Regions from separate parts of the Mus musculus genome. Here regions 1 and 3 are each linked to region 2. A link is a loop called in an ENCODE intact Hi-C map of the cell type or tissue named here. Cell type or tissue: heart. All regions are shown on one strand.

Region 1 (5,000 bases), 110 kb after region 2:
CTCTGCCTCTCTATCCTGCAAGGCAGGTCTCAGCATTCTTCCCATTTCACAGATGACAAAACTAGCTCAGAGGCCATTAGCTGCTCCAAGTCAAATGATGCAAAAAAACAGGGGCAAAGCTCAGGCTTGGTGCATTTCCACACAAAAGAAGAAGAGCAAGTCCAACACTTTTAAAGAGCCCTGGGATAAAATCAGGCACAGATGGAGCTACACAACAAATGGGAGCAAGCAAAACACCATTAAGTTTCTTTTTTAAATGTTCATAATTTGTATATCAAATCAATCATTCTTTAAAATTCTTAATTTGCCTTGTTAAATGTTGCCATGTTAAAAATATTTACCCTTATGTTCAAAGAACAATACATGTATCTCTATGACACTAAATAAGAGTAAAACTCTCCTACTTTCTTAATGAAAATAGGCTCATATAAAACCTGTTACAGTCAATTTGAAGGCCTATTTTGTTTTACATTCTGAGAATTTAATAGCGGACTTCATCTGGGCTACATTTCCAGCCCTAACTACTTTTTAAATGATTAAACATTTGTGGCGTCCCAGCGATGGGGAGGCTGACATGGGAGGACCCCTGAGGCTTGCTGGCCAGTCACCCTTGCTGAACTAGTGAGTTCCAGGTTCAGTGAGAGACCATGACTCAAATCCCAGCATTTCAAAGTCAGAGGCAGACATAGCTCTAAAGTACTTGGCCAGCCTAATCTACCTAGTGAGACCCTATCTCAAAAGTAACACCTGAGGGCTGGAGAGATGGCTCCGTGATCAAGAGCACGGGCCGGTCTTCCACAGGACCGGGGTTCAATTCCTAGCAACTGCACAGTGGCTCACAACTGTATGTAACTCCAGTTCCAGGGGATCTGACACCCTTACACAGATATACATGCAGGTAAAATACCAATACACATCAAATAAATATTTTTAAAACAATTATAAAAAACATCTGATATTGATCACTGGCCTCCACGCGTTAAATATACATGCACCCAAACACACACATTAATATATAATTATAATTCAATGTTTGTCTAAGAGAAGATAGTGGGGAAATATGATAAAGGGACATTATAGAGATATATAAATGAACTTGTGAAAGAACACGTTTTAAAAGTACATCAGTTGGCAAGAATAGCAACTAAATCTACAATAATAAGTATCAACTGCAAGAAGCCTCCATGGGTATTTCAAATGCACAGTTCCAGAATGGTTTTTGTCATAAAGATCCTGAGACCTAGTTAAGAATGGTTCAGCCCAAAACATCTGCGGGCGAATATTTGACCTTCAGAATGCAGAGTGACAGATATTTTTCCCCTTCTTTTAAATCTGAAGTCTCTAAAACCGACAAAGTGTCATGCAACGGGTCCTATACTGGTGGCAGAAATCTTGCGTGGGGTTTTCACTGCATAGGCTTTTCCATGGCATCACCTGTTATCCAAACTGCACGTCCCCGGCTCCTCGGCAAGCCTCTCCTACCGTTTCCTTAGCAAGCCAAGAACCAGAAACGCAAAATGCATTGTCAGTTACTTGGGCAACAAGGCAAAGCAGGTGATGAGACCCAAGAACCCCGTTTAGTAAATGACTCCGGAGTCGCATGTCCCCCTCCCGTTTATCCCCCATCTCACTTTTCTTGGTTAAACCTTTAAGGTTTGTCTACAGAAGGGCAAACACTGAAGGGAGGGGCTGCCAGGTTCGGGGTCTGCTCCCCACTGCTCGCCCTGTCCTGGCCTCTACGCAAAGCGCTCAGCCCTGGCCCGGCGTCCACCGGGAGCTCCCGGGACGCCGGCCGGAAGCCGGGCCGCGAGGGTCCGGGCGGTGGCGCGCGCAGGCCGGCGACTCCGGGGCCTGTCACTTCTGCCCTCGGCCGTCACCTTCTTCGACCCCGCGCCATAGGCCCGCGTGCCCGCCACTCACCGCGCCGCGCCCGCCCCCGACCGCCGAAGGACAAAGCTGAGGGCGCGGGGCGAGGCGAGGCCGCTGTCCTCAGGCCGGGCCGCCTCAGCCCGCCGCGGCCCATTGTGCGCACTCATCGCACGCCGCCCGCGGGGTCCTCGAGCCGGACATCCCTCTGGCCCGCCACCCGCCACGGCCCCGCTCCCGGCCGCCGCCTACCTGCCAAGGCTACCGGGTGGGCGCCTCTCCTTGCGCTCCGAGGGCTGCAGGCGGCTGCCGAGCGCCGGGCGGCCCTGGCCTGCGCCTTACGTAAAGCGGCGGCGGCCCCAGCGCCAGGCGGCGGAGGGCGGGAGGCGGCGCGCGGCAGCCGCTCCGCTGCGTTACCTGGCAACAGCCTCAGCGCCCGGCCAGCCAACGCCGCGTTCCATATCCTTCCGCCCAGGCGCCGGGATTACATCAGCGCGCCGGGGCTCCGCCCTCGTGCTGTGTGGGTGGGGGAGCAGCAGGCGCGCAGGACTGGATTCTGGGGTCCTGAAGATCCTGACACCACGAGGCCGACCTGAGGATCCGAGGCTTTGAAGCTTTACCAGGCCCTGAGAGAGGGCTCCTGGGTCGGTGACCTCCCGCTGGGTCACTGAGACCCGGCTTTGCAGAGCCCTTCCAACACAAACCCCCGCGTTACACCTGTCCGCGCCCCCTCTTCGCCATGTCCTGGAATGGCTGGAGTGGGCGGCTTAACATAAAGACTTCAATTAAAAACAAAAAGTGACATGGCTTTTTTATGTTATTATTAAGTAGGCAAAAAATAAAAGACCTTCTGGAAGATTCGGAAGTGGGAGCCAAAAATGTGCACTAACCTTTTAATCAAAAGCCTCTTCCCACCTACTCACCTTCCCTAAATGTGACTCCTAGGCTCTTCCAGAAAAGCAGATGTAGATGTCAGAAGTACCAGGAAGAAAAGCCAGAGATGTGCCTTCTATACAAAGGCAAGAACAGGTCCCGTAGGGGAGTGACCTGCATGTAGTTCATCAAACTCATTGAGCACCGCCAGGCACCAGGCCCTGTTCTTGGGTTCAGAGTCTGAGACCCGGAGTTCCCAAGCTCAGCTCAGGCTTCTGGGAGGAGCAGAGAACTGGAAGTACTTTTCTGCTGAGGTAGGCTGGACTCTTGTATGCAAGCCAAGGTCAGGAACCTAAAAGAACTGTCCTTTCATAGAATCCATACTGTTCCAACAAACATCTTTTCACTCTCCCGGAGAAACCCAAAGTAAAGCCTTCCTGGAGAGACCCGGAACAGGCTGGGGAGTGGGTGACGCCTCGGGATGGAGGCAGAATTTGAGCACAGGCCTTTGGCTCTATTGTCGGGGATCTTTTCCTTCACCCAAGTCTTACCCTTCCTTAGTTTGCTCCCCCTTTTGTTGCCTCGGGGTTCATTTGAGGTGAGTCACAAGCCACAGTTTTATTTACTACACATCTTTTGGTTACCTGTTCCAGGGCGGGCAGCCAGGCAAACTCATATAACATGCGAGAGAGTGGAAAATCCAGGGTCATCTGAGAGTGAAGGTGGGCATAAATGGTGTCAGGATCTTCAGGACCTCAGAAGCCAGGCTTGCACAGACCAGGGAAACATTTCCCTAAATATGGAGAATTTGCACACATTTTTTGGTACATACATCCATAATAACATTAGTGTCTCCTAGTCTGTACCTTCTGTAAAGGCATATCGATAGTAGGGCAGTTTTAAAAGAGTAACAAAGTATCGCAAACATATGAAAGGAAAGATAACACAGCCACTTTGTAGCCATCCTGTTGACTATAATCTGTGTGTATGTGTTCCTCGGGTGATTGTGGGCAGGCACCTGTGGAGGTCAAAGGGTAACATCAGTTATCAATCACACTCCATCTTATGTTTTTTAGACTTATTTATTGATGTGTACTAATGGATCGCAGTGTGGGGTCAGAGGACAACCCACAAGAGTCCGTTTCTCTCCTTCTACCGTGTGAATTCCAGGGATCAAACTTAGGTCCTCAGGGCAACAAACTTTTACCCACCGAGAATCTCTCATCAGCCCTCTGTCTTTTGTGTTTGTGTGTGTGTTTTGGTTTTTAACCTTGTGAGACATTGCCTCTCACGGAACCTGGAGCTCATAGGTTCAGCTAGACTGGCTTGCTAGCCAGCTCGGGGCCGGGGGGGGGGGGGGGGGGGTGGGGGGTGGGGGGGGGCTTCCTGTGCTCCCTCCCCAGTGCTAGAATTAAAGGCATGCACTCCTTAGGCCAGGTGTGGTAGTGTGCCAACACCCAAGAAGCAGTGGCAGGCCTCCTGATCTCTGTGAGTTCAAGGCCAACCTAGTCTACATAGTGAGTTCCAGGTGTACATAGTGATGTACATAGATGTCATAGTGACATAGTGACACCCTGTCTTAATAAGAAAAAAAGAAAAGAAAAGAAAAAAAGAAAAAGGCATACACTCTTGCTCCCACTTATTTTTTAAATGTGGATACTGGGGATCCAAACTCATGCAGGTGCTTTTACTAACTGGGCAGTCTCCCCAACCTCCCCCCGCCCCCCCAAAACAAAAAACTTTACTTTTGTTACTCAATCACAGGCCAGGTTTTTTTTTATAAACCACTGATTACTAAACCTTGAAGAATTTCCTGAAAGAAAAAAAAATCATAGTAGCTTGGAGGATTTGGAGGCAGTGAGGAAGTCACAGAAGACTGAAAGTGGTTTCCTTTGTCTTAATGAAGTAACGCCTGCAATTCCGACTGTACTGATCGGGAGCTCTGGAAGGTGTGTGGACTGCAGTCTCAGGACCTTTGCACCTGTGGAACCTTTGCCCAGGCTCTCCAGATCTTTGCCTCGCTGGCTCCTTCCCGTTCCAAGGTCAGGTCCAGTGTCAGCCATACATATATACTTTCCCTGATGCCAATTTATAGCAGTCTGCTTCCCAGTCCTGCAGTGTTTCTCGGGTCCCAGTTCTGAGCAATACTTGAGAGTATCTTGTTTGTGTGTTGGTTTTCACATTGAGACCCTTTTTCCAGGAGAGTGGTGTCCTTGTCCAGGGGGTTCATTTATGCAATTTGGTCTTCTATGGCTACTCTT
Region 2 (5,000 bases):
TTCTCTTCCCTTCCGCTGAGCCTCTTTAGCCCAACACCCAACGCAAATCGCTCGCTCCCAGGGCCTCAGGCGTACCGCCACGCCCCGCACTCCAGAGCCACGCCCCCGAGAGCTCACTAGCCACACCCCACGCTCGTCCCTAGTCACACTCCGGGGGACAGGAGCGTTACCACGCCCCGCGCTCCCTATCGCCGCCCTCACGCTCCCTAGCCACGCCCCCGCTAAGCTTCCACTGCTCTTCCGCCAGGGCTCTCGCCCCCCGCCGCAGCTCCGTAGAGCTTAGGAGCCTGCTATTTACTACCGCTGCTCCTCCGGCCTGCCAAGTATCCGTCCTGGGTTTCGGGAGTTGTGTCCCTGGCCCTTTTCTGTCCTCAGGCCCAGGAAGGGCTGCAAGGAAAGTTCCGAGAGAGTCACAGTGTCCATACCGGCACCGCAGACGCCTGGCGGAGGCCCCTTACCTGGTCGGCTCCGCCCGCGGCCATCTTGGAAGTGGGAAGTGGGAGGGAGGGGGAAAGCAGCGCATGGGGCTGATCCAGGCGTGGGGAGCCGAGCGGCGGAGCGCATCGATGGGACGCCCCTGTCCAGCAGCTGGGGGAGTCTTAACAGCCCACGGGAGTATTTAGGGGTACACGTGAGCGCAGGTTACAGATCATTGACCTTGGAATGCCCTCCCGGTATAGCCTTAGCCTGTCACCTGTCAAACGGGCTTTTCTGATCACTGTTTCATTGCGCTTAGTGCCTAGCGCTGTAGTTCGCCAACTTTTGTCTTCACTTTAATATTTCAGTATACAACGCCCAGCAGGCTCAGGAGGTGACAAGACAGGGTTCATCATCAGTGTGTTTTGAAAGTTGTGTGATGGTCTCGCTTAGGAACTAGAAGAGGCCTCACTAGACAGCATCTTTCTCTAGCCTGAGATACAGAGATCCACCTATGTATTAAAGGTGTGTGCCACCACACCTGGCTTTATGCACATTTTACCTTTTTAAGTAGCAAAAATTACAGAGACACAATCTATGAAAAAGTATAATTCAGGAGGTAGAAGTCAGCTAGAGCTGAGCAGAGTTAAGCCAGATGTCTATGGAGGATGTCTTCTATCAGGCCAGGTCATTGTGCTGCATTTCCCTTCCTGAACTCACCTGCACTCGTTTCCTAAGCCTCAAAAAGCAGAGACATGAGTGTTTGTTGGATCCATACAAAGGGTACTTGGGATGATTTGGGTTTATTCTAGGAGTTGTCAGACCCCGAAAATTTACAAACACAAACAAGCCCCTTTAAAACCTGACTGCATTTCAGCCAGGAACCATCACATGAGGCTGGAACCATCACAGTCCTACAGGAAGAGGAATTTCCCTGCCCTGGCAGGTACCTGGAAGCAAGCAGGAGGAAATCCATTTGTCTTGGTTACAGTTCTGTTTGTGCTAGCCTCAAAGTTGCAACCTAGAAAACAATGAGTTTGAACTCCTGATCCTCCCGAGTCTACCTCCCCAGTTCTGGGATTATAGGAATGTACCACCACTTTTGTTTCAATTGTACATTCATTTCAAAACATTAGGTGATGGTTCAACCTCTGTACAACTCTCTCAAATATTTTAAAATATTTTCACAAATCTGAACACAGTCCAGAGGAAGGGCTTACAAGACCAAGGCTATATCAAAAGCTATGAAATGCACACCGTCCCCAGGGATGAAAGAAGACAGAGAGAGGTTGGGGGATAGCTCAGTGGCCTGACTTCAGTTCCAAGGAGGGTAGGGAGGAGAGAAGAAACAGACCAAGAGTCGAGCCATATCTGAGTGTCTTGGGTCTGCACATGTGTTGTAACTTTTAAACTTCCACATGGCATGTGCTGTTTCACAAGGAAACAATGTCGGGTCCCACCCAGCCACCTGAGGCCATGAGGTTCTCAGTCCATCACACCAGAGCCTTCAGCTAAATAAGCCCAGCCCTGTGCCTGTTCAATGCACAGGAAGAAGGTCTACCTGAGAGCCTGACAGCATTGACTTTCATCGTGAGACCCATCCAAGTAGGGTGTCTGCTGGGCTGGGGGACTCCAGACTCTAGCCATTCTAGGAGCCTACAAACTACTTGATAGACACTGGCTTCAACTTCCCTTTCTGGATCATGACTGTAATTACTCTAAGCACCAACTTACAATGGCAGGAGGGTAGAGGCTTAAATGGACTGGGCAGTCTTTTGTTGGCTTGCAGAGAGCTGAGAGACTTGCAGGGCATCCCTCAGGATTTGCTACATAATAGAAATTTCAAAGGTGCTTAAGTTCCTGGCAGTTTGAACTGAAAACAATGCCAGGTTCCATCACACCCATTGGTGCCCTCACAGCTGGATTTAAACACTGACTGGGAAGCAGGAACTGGCTTCAGTCTCATTTCAAACTTCAGCACAATGGATTCGTTCGTATTGGATACGCACAGGAGTCCTCACGACTCCTCACCTTCCAGCCATAATGCTTGAGTATCAGTTTAAAAACCTGCCCTCAAAGGGCAAGAGATGGCTCAGCAGTTAGAAGCACTGTCCTTTTGACCAGAGATCCTGAGTTCAATTCCCAGCAACCACATGGTGGCTCACAACCGTCTACAAGGGGATCTGATGCCCTCTTCTGGCCTGTGGATGTATATGCAGTAGAGCACTCATCCATTAAAGAAATAAAGACTTTTTTTTTAATATTAGAAAAAACAAACAAACACCGAACCTTGAGATGACAAGGGACCATTGTCCTGTCTCTGGAATCAACAACTCTCTGTGGTGGGCAGGTTTGCAGCTGGCACCCTCTGACCCTGCCTCACCCTCAGTAGCCTGGTGCCAGAGCCCTGGTTTCTCTCTGGGAACTCCTCCTTACCCTGCATCCCTCTGATGTAACCTATGTCTTACCTTTTGCCATCAGTCCCCAGAAGCGGTCTAGATAAAGCCTCATTGTAACTTGCGTCTGAAACAAAAACAAAGTGAACTGCACTAAGGGGTGTGGTCACTTTCCGCAGCCACTTACCCCCTCAGAACCTAACAACCCCCTCAGGACCTAACACTTAACCCCCTCAGGACCTAACACTTAACCCCTTCAGAACCTAACACTTACCCCCTTAGAACCTAACACTTACCCCCTCAGAACCTTACACTTCTAGCTCCCAGATACAGAGAAAACACCCCTCTTCAAGTTGACAGCTCTCCCAGCAGAACCCTGGGGGAACTATTCCACCTCTTCCCCTTCAGGCTTTGCTGGAGGGTTCCAGAAGGACTGCCCTGGTGCTGGTGTGTGGCTTCTTTGATGGCTGCAAACCTCTCACTTGTGGACAGAAATACCAGCTTCGCAGAGACTCTGACTGACTAACTCCTCAGATTCTGTCCCTGTCCCCATCCCCATCTCTGAAGCACACAGCCCCTCCCTTCCCCACATTATTTCAAGATTGAACAAGGTCAAAATAGTTGAAGCAATGGTCATACAAGAAGAGAAATTGTCCAACTTTGTCAGTTTCCCCCATTCTTGAAGCCCTCCTAGAACTGTCTGAGCCACCCCTAACAATACAACATGAACAAAGGAGCCTTGTAGGACGAAGGAGACCTTGCCAGGGATGACTTCCGTGTGCTCTGCTGAGCATCTCTTTAGAGAAGCAGGAATGCTTCAAGATGTCCAGTATCCATAGAAACCATCTCTGTGCACCTGCTATAAACCCAGGACACACCACTCACAACAACTGCTTTCATGGAGGCTCCTGGGACAGACAGACACAGTGCTCTGCAATTTGTAGCCATGACTTCTTATAAGGAAAATAGTTATCTAACCTATTAGTCCTCATTAGGACCTGAGGGCAGCCCTCGGAGTTATTGGGAAGCAAGTGGGTCAAGAGAGAAGGATGAAGAATCCTCAGTCAGGTGAAGGGTAGCAGGCACAAAATAGCTGTTTTAGGAATCCCTAACCTCCCTTCCAGAGACAGAGGGATCTCATCTCCTGAACACAATCATAGTCCCCAATCTCTGTGAATGCCACCAACACATGAGCTACGTGAGTCACACCCACACCTGGCTTTACCAGGAGTCATCCTGGGAGTGGCCAGCACCTCACCTCTGTGACAAGAGGTTGACCTCCACAACCTGCTAAGCTCACTCAGTGCCTCTCACCTTACAGAGGAGGACAGGAGGTGAAGCCACTCACCCGTGGTGTCGCAGATCTAGCTCACTCTCCCCAGGTCAGGTCCTGCCCAGCCCAAACCTGCCTCCCATGCCACTGGCTCTTGGCATAGCATGGTTACAGTAACAGTAGGTTCACATGCCACCCCGGGGCTTTGCTGTCTCTGTCCATCGTCTCCAGCCAGAAGGCCCTCAGAGCCCTTCCCAAACCCAGTCTTTTCCCTCCCCATCCTGTTGGAGTGTTACCTCCTACTCCATGGAGACCACAGTTCCCATTTTTAGGACACAATGCTTGGAATTTGGATTTCTCGGTTGGTTCTTAAAATTGTATAAGAAAAACAAAAACAAAGACAAAAAAAGACAGGAATTGCTAGTGCACTAGTGGTTAGCAACCTGAGGCAGGTAGAGAGTGCCAACAGAACAGCGTTTGGTAGCCAGAGTAGCCACTGCAATCAACACCCCTCTCTACACTAGGACTCTTACACCAGGGCCTATCAACTAGAATTTTCCTTTTTGTTTTTTTCCAGGGTGTGTGTGTGTTTAGTCCTGACTGTCCTAGAATTCACTGTGTAACCAAGCTAGCCTGGACTCAGGGATCTGTCTGCCTCCTGAGTGTTGGGATTTAAAAGTATGCACCACCATTACCAGCTTTTTCCTCATTTTTTAAAATCAGTATGGTTACCAGCTTCCTGGCCTAAAACAGATCAGAAACATCGAGATTCAGAGATCCAACCCCATCAAAGAACACAAAGGGGAATTTATTTATGTCTTAGAATCCCTTCAGTTTGAAGACATGGGTTTTTTTTTTTGTTTTTTTTGTTTTTTGTTTTTTGTTTTTTTTTTTCCGAGACAGGGTTTTTCTGT
Region 3 (5,000 bases), 100 kb before region 2:
CTAGCTGAGCTACACTACAGACTCTACAGACCGGGCTTGCATTTCCTTTTTAACAAAGTAAGATAGAACAAAGCCAAAACACTGAAGTTGGACAAGACAAACCAACAGAAGCAAGTGAAAGGGCATAAGAATCAGAGACCCACTCGTTCACACTTGCAAGTCCCATAAAAATACTAAACTGAAAAGAAAACTATATACATAGAGGACGTGGTGCCGCCCCATGCTGGCCCAGACCCATGCTGGCCCTGTGCTTGCTGCTTCAGCCTCTGTTCATCTGAGTTCATCGGAGCTTTGCTCAGCTCATTTAGAGGGCCTTGTTCTCCTGGTGTCCTCCTGACCTCTGGCTCTTATATTCTTCTGCAGGGTTCCCTAAATACAGCCCAGATTTCAAGAGCTAAAGCAAGCGCAGTGCTGAGACTAACACTCTCACTCTTTTCAGTGTCTCCTCTGGAAATAAGTGCTAGAGGACTGGTGTGAGGAAAGAAAGGCTCTCAGAAGCAGTGACACGCAGGCCAGAGATCAGTCAGTAGTCTTGACTGAGGTGAGAACACCTCAGGCAGAAGAAAGGAAATGATCAATGGACTCCGCGTGAGCTCACAGAGAGCCATAGACATTGTCAGGCCCTGCAGGCACTGGAGTGTAATCTAAGAAGCAGAACTGAAGTTGCTGAGGGCCAACAAGATGCGGCTTATGCTCCAAATGCCCTATGTTCATGTGTGAGAAGGGTTACAGAACAGAAGGAAGAGAACGGTAAAACCATGAGAAGTGATCACGAGAGGTAAGCACCATCATGGGTCAGGCCAGAAGAGTAGGTCAGTAGCTACATTATGCACATCTTTTCAATACATGACCACTGACCAATTGGATGTGGTTGATGGCTTTAGGTTGGCTCTGTGTATAACTGAGGACAAGTGAGTCTTCACAGGCAATCAGGTAGAGAGGGATCACCAGGTATGCGACAAGCTCCAGAAACAGAGCATATGAATGCCACACTTTCAGCACTGAGGCTCTTCTTCAAGGTCCTTCATGTTGCCTGATCTGTACAAAGCATATGCGCAATACACACCAATAAACACCACTTAGAGACAAAGTAACCCATTGTTTTTAGAGAGCAGGAGCCAGTGTTGCTCACTGGTAAGACATCTGTGGAGTAGACTCCTTCCTAAGTGGGGAAGTGGGTCCAGAAGGTCACTCATTCTACGACGATCTGAAACAGGAGGGCAGTAGGGTTGGAGTAGGGGAAGCTCGGGGAAGCTAGGGTCAGAGGGCCCTAACATACCAGGGAAGAGTCTGGACAGGAGAGGGTCATGCCGAGCTCCCTGCTTCTCTGAAAGCTTGAAGATGTGACATATTCTTGGAGGCAATGGTGACAATGCAGCCAGATCTCATCCCTAACATAGGTGAGGAATAGAAAGGAGAGCTCCTTAGAGACAGCCAGAGAACAACCAGGAGCCCAGCACACTATCTGGCTGGCACACATGAAGGCTCTTACTACCAGTGAGCTACCTCTACAGAAACCTGACAGCTAGAAAGCAGACCCCAGGATCCATGCCTCTTCAGGAACACGCCTTTGTTCATTCTTTACTGTCCACCCATCACACCATGTCCTGGGTGCTGTGGAGACTAAGACTTAAACAAGATACTGCTACTCATTGAGAACCTTAGCACAGGGCACATGCTGACACCCACAGAAAGCACACGAAGCCCTGAATGCAGACTAAGTGCAGGCGGGACGGGCAGCCCCAGGCTTCTGGCCTTCCCCACCACTATGCCCAGGAGAACACAACCGTACTAGGGGAACTCAGCAAAGGACAGTGGGATCTAGCTTGCTGCCATCTGACTCAAGGATAAGCCTGGCAACGCACAGGGCCTACCCTCTACCCGCGTTCAATGCACACCTCTTGAGGACGAGTGTGAAGGGCAGACAGCTCCGTGTCGGGGCAATGGGTCAAGGCCCTGCTCTACCAGCTGTGTGACCGCTGGTGACCAACACGTTCCGGACACAACCATCCGACCACCTGCGGCCCTCCGCAACGTACACCGAGCCAGCCAGCCATGCCCTCCCTTCTAGCCGTAGCCCGCCGCTCACCCAGTTGCCGAAGCCGAACTGCTCGATGGCGTCCAGCAGCAGCTGCTCCTCGCGGCTGGTCCAGCCGCCCTCCGCCTCAGGACCCCAGAGTGTGAATCGTCCGCCGTCTACCAGCTGGTAGCCGTGGTAGCGGCGGTGGTGGCCGATCTCCGCGCCGGCCGAGAAGCACTCGGGGCACAGCTCGATGTCCTGGCACTCTGTGCAGCGGAAGCGCAGCGGGCTCACCTCGGCCAAGCAGTACACGCAGTACTTCTTACCCAGCTCCGCCATCTTCCCCCGCTCGCCCGCCGCCCGGCCCGCAGCCGCCGCGCCCCCGGCCGTCAGCGCCCCGCCGCCTGCCGGGCTCGCTGCGCCCGCCGCGCCCGTGCCGCTGCCGGCCGCTGCCACGGCCGCCCCCGCCCAGGCGCCGCCGGAGCCGGCCAGGCGGGCCGCGTCCCGCCTCAGCACGCAGGCGCCCTCCGGCCCGGCCCGGCCGCCGCCGCCGCAGCCGCTGTCTCCCCGCCGCATCGCGCAGGCGCCCCCCGCGCGCCCTCTCGCGGACAGCCGAGTCTTTGCTCTGCGCCTGCGCGCCGGCGCCTCCCGCGGCCTCATGGACTGGAGGAGCCGCGAGGCCCCGCCCTAAGCCTGTCAGCCGGCGGGGCGCGGACCGGAAGTAGGCCGTGCGGGCCACGCCTCTCGGGAACCAGCGTCCAATTAGCGCCTCCCTTCACCTGTTCGCAGATCTTCATTGGCCTAATATTGCCGGGAGGTGGAGAGAAATGGAAGGCGGGTGACCAATCGCGGGGCCCACCGCGCGCCCTGGTTGCCCCGGGAAACCTAACAGCAGGCATCAGCCGGCCTCAGAGCGGGGCCGGCGGGTCGAAAATGGACAGCCACTACGGGGACATCGAGGGCAAAGACCGAGCCGAGGAAGGCCTGGCCAGGCAGTCGCTCGAGATCAAGGTTAGCTCCGAACCTCTGACTCCGGCCAACCCTGTAGAGCAGGAGCCAGAGCCGAAGCCAGAGCCGGAGCCGACGCAAGGGCGGGAGCCTGAGAGCGAGACCCAGCCGGTGTCGGACAGCTCAAAAGCGAAGGATTCGGAGGGGATCGATTACGCGCATGTTGAGGTCCCGGAAAGTCCGGGGGCCGCTGAGACCGCGGGCGAGGCCGTGTCCCGAGAGCCAGAGAGTCTGCCACAGACCCAGCCCAAGACCAAGCCGGAGTCCAAGGAACCAGAGGACAAAGACGAAGACGAGGATGAGGACGAGGATGAGGACGAGGACGAGGACGAGGATGAGGATGAGGATGAGGATGAGGGAGAGGAACGGGACAGGCCAGAGAAGCCGAAGGGCAAGGGGAAGAGGGAGAAGAGGAAGGAGTCACGGTTCCGGCCATCTCTACCGCTGACCACAATTGTTGAGGAGGGGGCTGCCCCAGGCCCACAAGCTGCGAAAGAGAAAGCAAGGGAGTCACTGAAGAAGAGAGACAGTGAAGAGATCGAGGGGACAGATCGAGAACGACACAAAAGCACAGAAGAGCAACTTCACCCTGGAGAGGCCAAGGAAGAGGAGAAACAAAAAGGGGCGTCCACTGAAGAGTTTGAGTGGACAGCGGACATGCAGAAGCTGCAAGAGCAGCAACTGCGCGGCGAGCTGGTGGAACAGTACCACTCCCTGCTAGTGGAGCGGAACCGTTATCAGCGCTACAACATGTACCTACAGCAGAAGATTCACGAGACCCTACGCAAGAAGGGGCTGGAAGCAGCGGCGGAACCTGGGGACAAGAGCGCTGAACCCGAATCTCCCGAGAAAGAGCAAGCATACTTGCGCTATCTGGCCATGCTGGAGGAACTGAAGAAACAAGAGGCAGACGACTTAGAGTGGTACCGTCAGGAGGTACGGGAGCTGAAGCAGCAGTGCCAAGAGAAGCAGACCAGGGTGGAGAAAGAGTGGCGGCGCTTCCAGGCCCTCAAGAAGCAGGTGGTGATGCAGGTCATGGGCAGTTGCCGCACGCGTGGTGGGCGCCAGGCTGCCCTGAGAGAGGTGGAACAGCTTCAGGCCCTGGAGGATAAGAAGGAGAAGGAGATGAGCGCCGTGCGTCTCGAGAACGTGCAGCTGAAGCAGAGCCTGGTACACTTTGAAACCAGGATGAAGGCCCAGGAGGACTTGGCTGAGGGGCTGCTCCTCATCGACTTTGAACAGCTCAAAATTGAGAACCAGACCTTCAACGAGAAAGTAGAGGAACGAAACGAGGAACTTTTAAAACTGCGCACTAAGGTGACCAGCAACGTGCAGATTATAACGCACGTGAAGGAAAAGCTGTCTTTCATAGATACGGAGAACTCATGCAAAAAGGCACAACTTTCGGAAGTGGATGCCCAGGTGGCCCTAGGAAGAGACCTGTTGACGAAGACAAAACAAGCCCGCGACAGCCTGCGAATCGACAACGTCAAGCTGAGTCAGAAATGTGGGCTTCTGGGTAAGGAATCACTCCTCCGAGACTTGGAAGAAAAGGTGGAGAAGACAGAAATGCTCAACAGGCGCCTGGAATCCCTGAAGCGCCATCATGCCGGGCTCGCCTTGTCCTGCAAAGGGGTGAAGCAAAAGATCAGGGAAGCCAAAACTTTCCTCCCCTCTTGACAGCCCTTGACAGGACAGTTGGCAAAAACTTCTGCAACCCCAGAAACTCTCTTACTCTCTTCTGCCTCTGATTGTCCATTCTGTGGAACTTGGGGGTGCAACTTTATTTTTTGGCTGTTTTCCAGCTTTCAAATTCCTGCTGAACACTTCCAGCTAGCAGTAGCTCTACATGAGCTTAAGAAAAATATATCTAGAGAGTGCGGTGATTAAACTGACTTCTAGTGAAAAGCCTTTATAGCCAAGTAGCCCCAGTCTAAAGGAGTGTTAGAACTGTCTCTTGCCTATGTCTAAG

What was found. A loop is a pair of places that touch in the nucleus more often than their neighbours do. Peaks named below come from ENCODE experiments on the same cell type or tissue, not always from the same donor. Only the 100,000 strongest peaks of a DNase experiment are listed, where the experiment ranks them.
Region 1: it touches region 2 in a loop (2.0-fold over the local background); 2 of 42 quality-filtered maps call a loop at or near these places.
Region 3: it touches region 2 in a loop (4-fold over the local background); 21 of 42 quality-filtered maps call a loop at or near these places.

The regions. Positions count from the first base shown.
Region 1 is chr5:36,693,737-36,698,736 of GRCm38, forward strand. D5Ertd579e (DNA segment, Chr 5, ERATO Doi 579, expressed) reads right to left here and starts at 2,285. Exons shown (of 9, transcript NM_001081232.3): 1 at 2,119-2,285. It overlaps Gm32725 (a long non-coding RNA gene), which reads right to left. Exons shown (of 3, transcript XR_868354.3): 3 at 4,498-5,000. In heart, no CTCF peak of the experiment used is centred here; DNase peaks (open chromatin) are centred at 1,915, 2,325, 2,985 and 3,365; H3K4me3 peaks cover 2,561 bases; H3K27ac peaks cover 2,646 bases.
Region 2 is chr5:36,581,897-36,586,896 of GRCm38, forward strand. It overlaps Tbc1d14 (TBC1 domain family, member 14), which reads right to left and starts at 501. Exons shown (of 14, transcript NM_133910.3): 1 at 459-501. In heart, CTCF peaks have their summits at 278 and 2,609 (motif pointing left); DNase peaks (open chromatin) are centred at 105 and 485; H3K4me3 peaks cover 1,030 bases; H3K27ac peaks cover 782 bases.
Region 3 is chr5:36,481,699-36,486,698 of GRCm38, forward strand. Tada2b (transcriptional adaptor 2B) reads right to left here and starts at 2,587. Exons shown (of 2, transcript NM_001170454.1): 1 at 2,090-2,587. The coding sequence starts at 2,359. It overlaps Ccdc96 (coiled-coil domain containing 96), which reads left to right and starts at 2,890. Exons shown (of 1, transcript NM_025725.3): 1 at 2,890-5,000. The coding sequence starts at 2,954. The coding sequence ends at 4,708. In heart, a CTCF peak has its summit at 2,660 (motif pointing left); DNase peaks (open chromatin) are centred at 1,923 and 2,743; H3K4me3 peaks cover 3,410 bases; H3K27ac peaks cover 2,243 bases; H3K27me3 peaks cover 1,900 bases.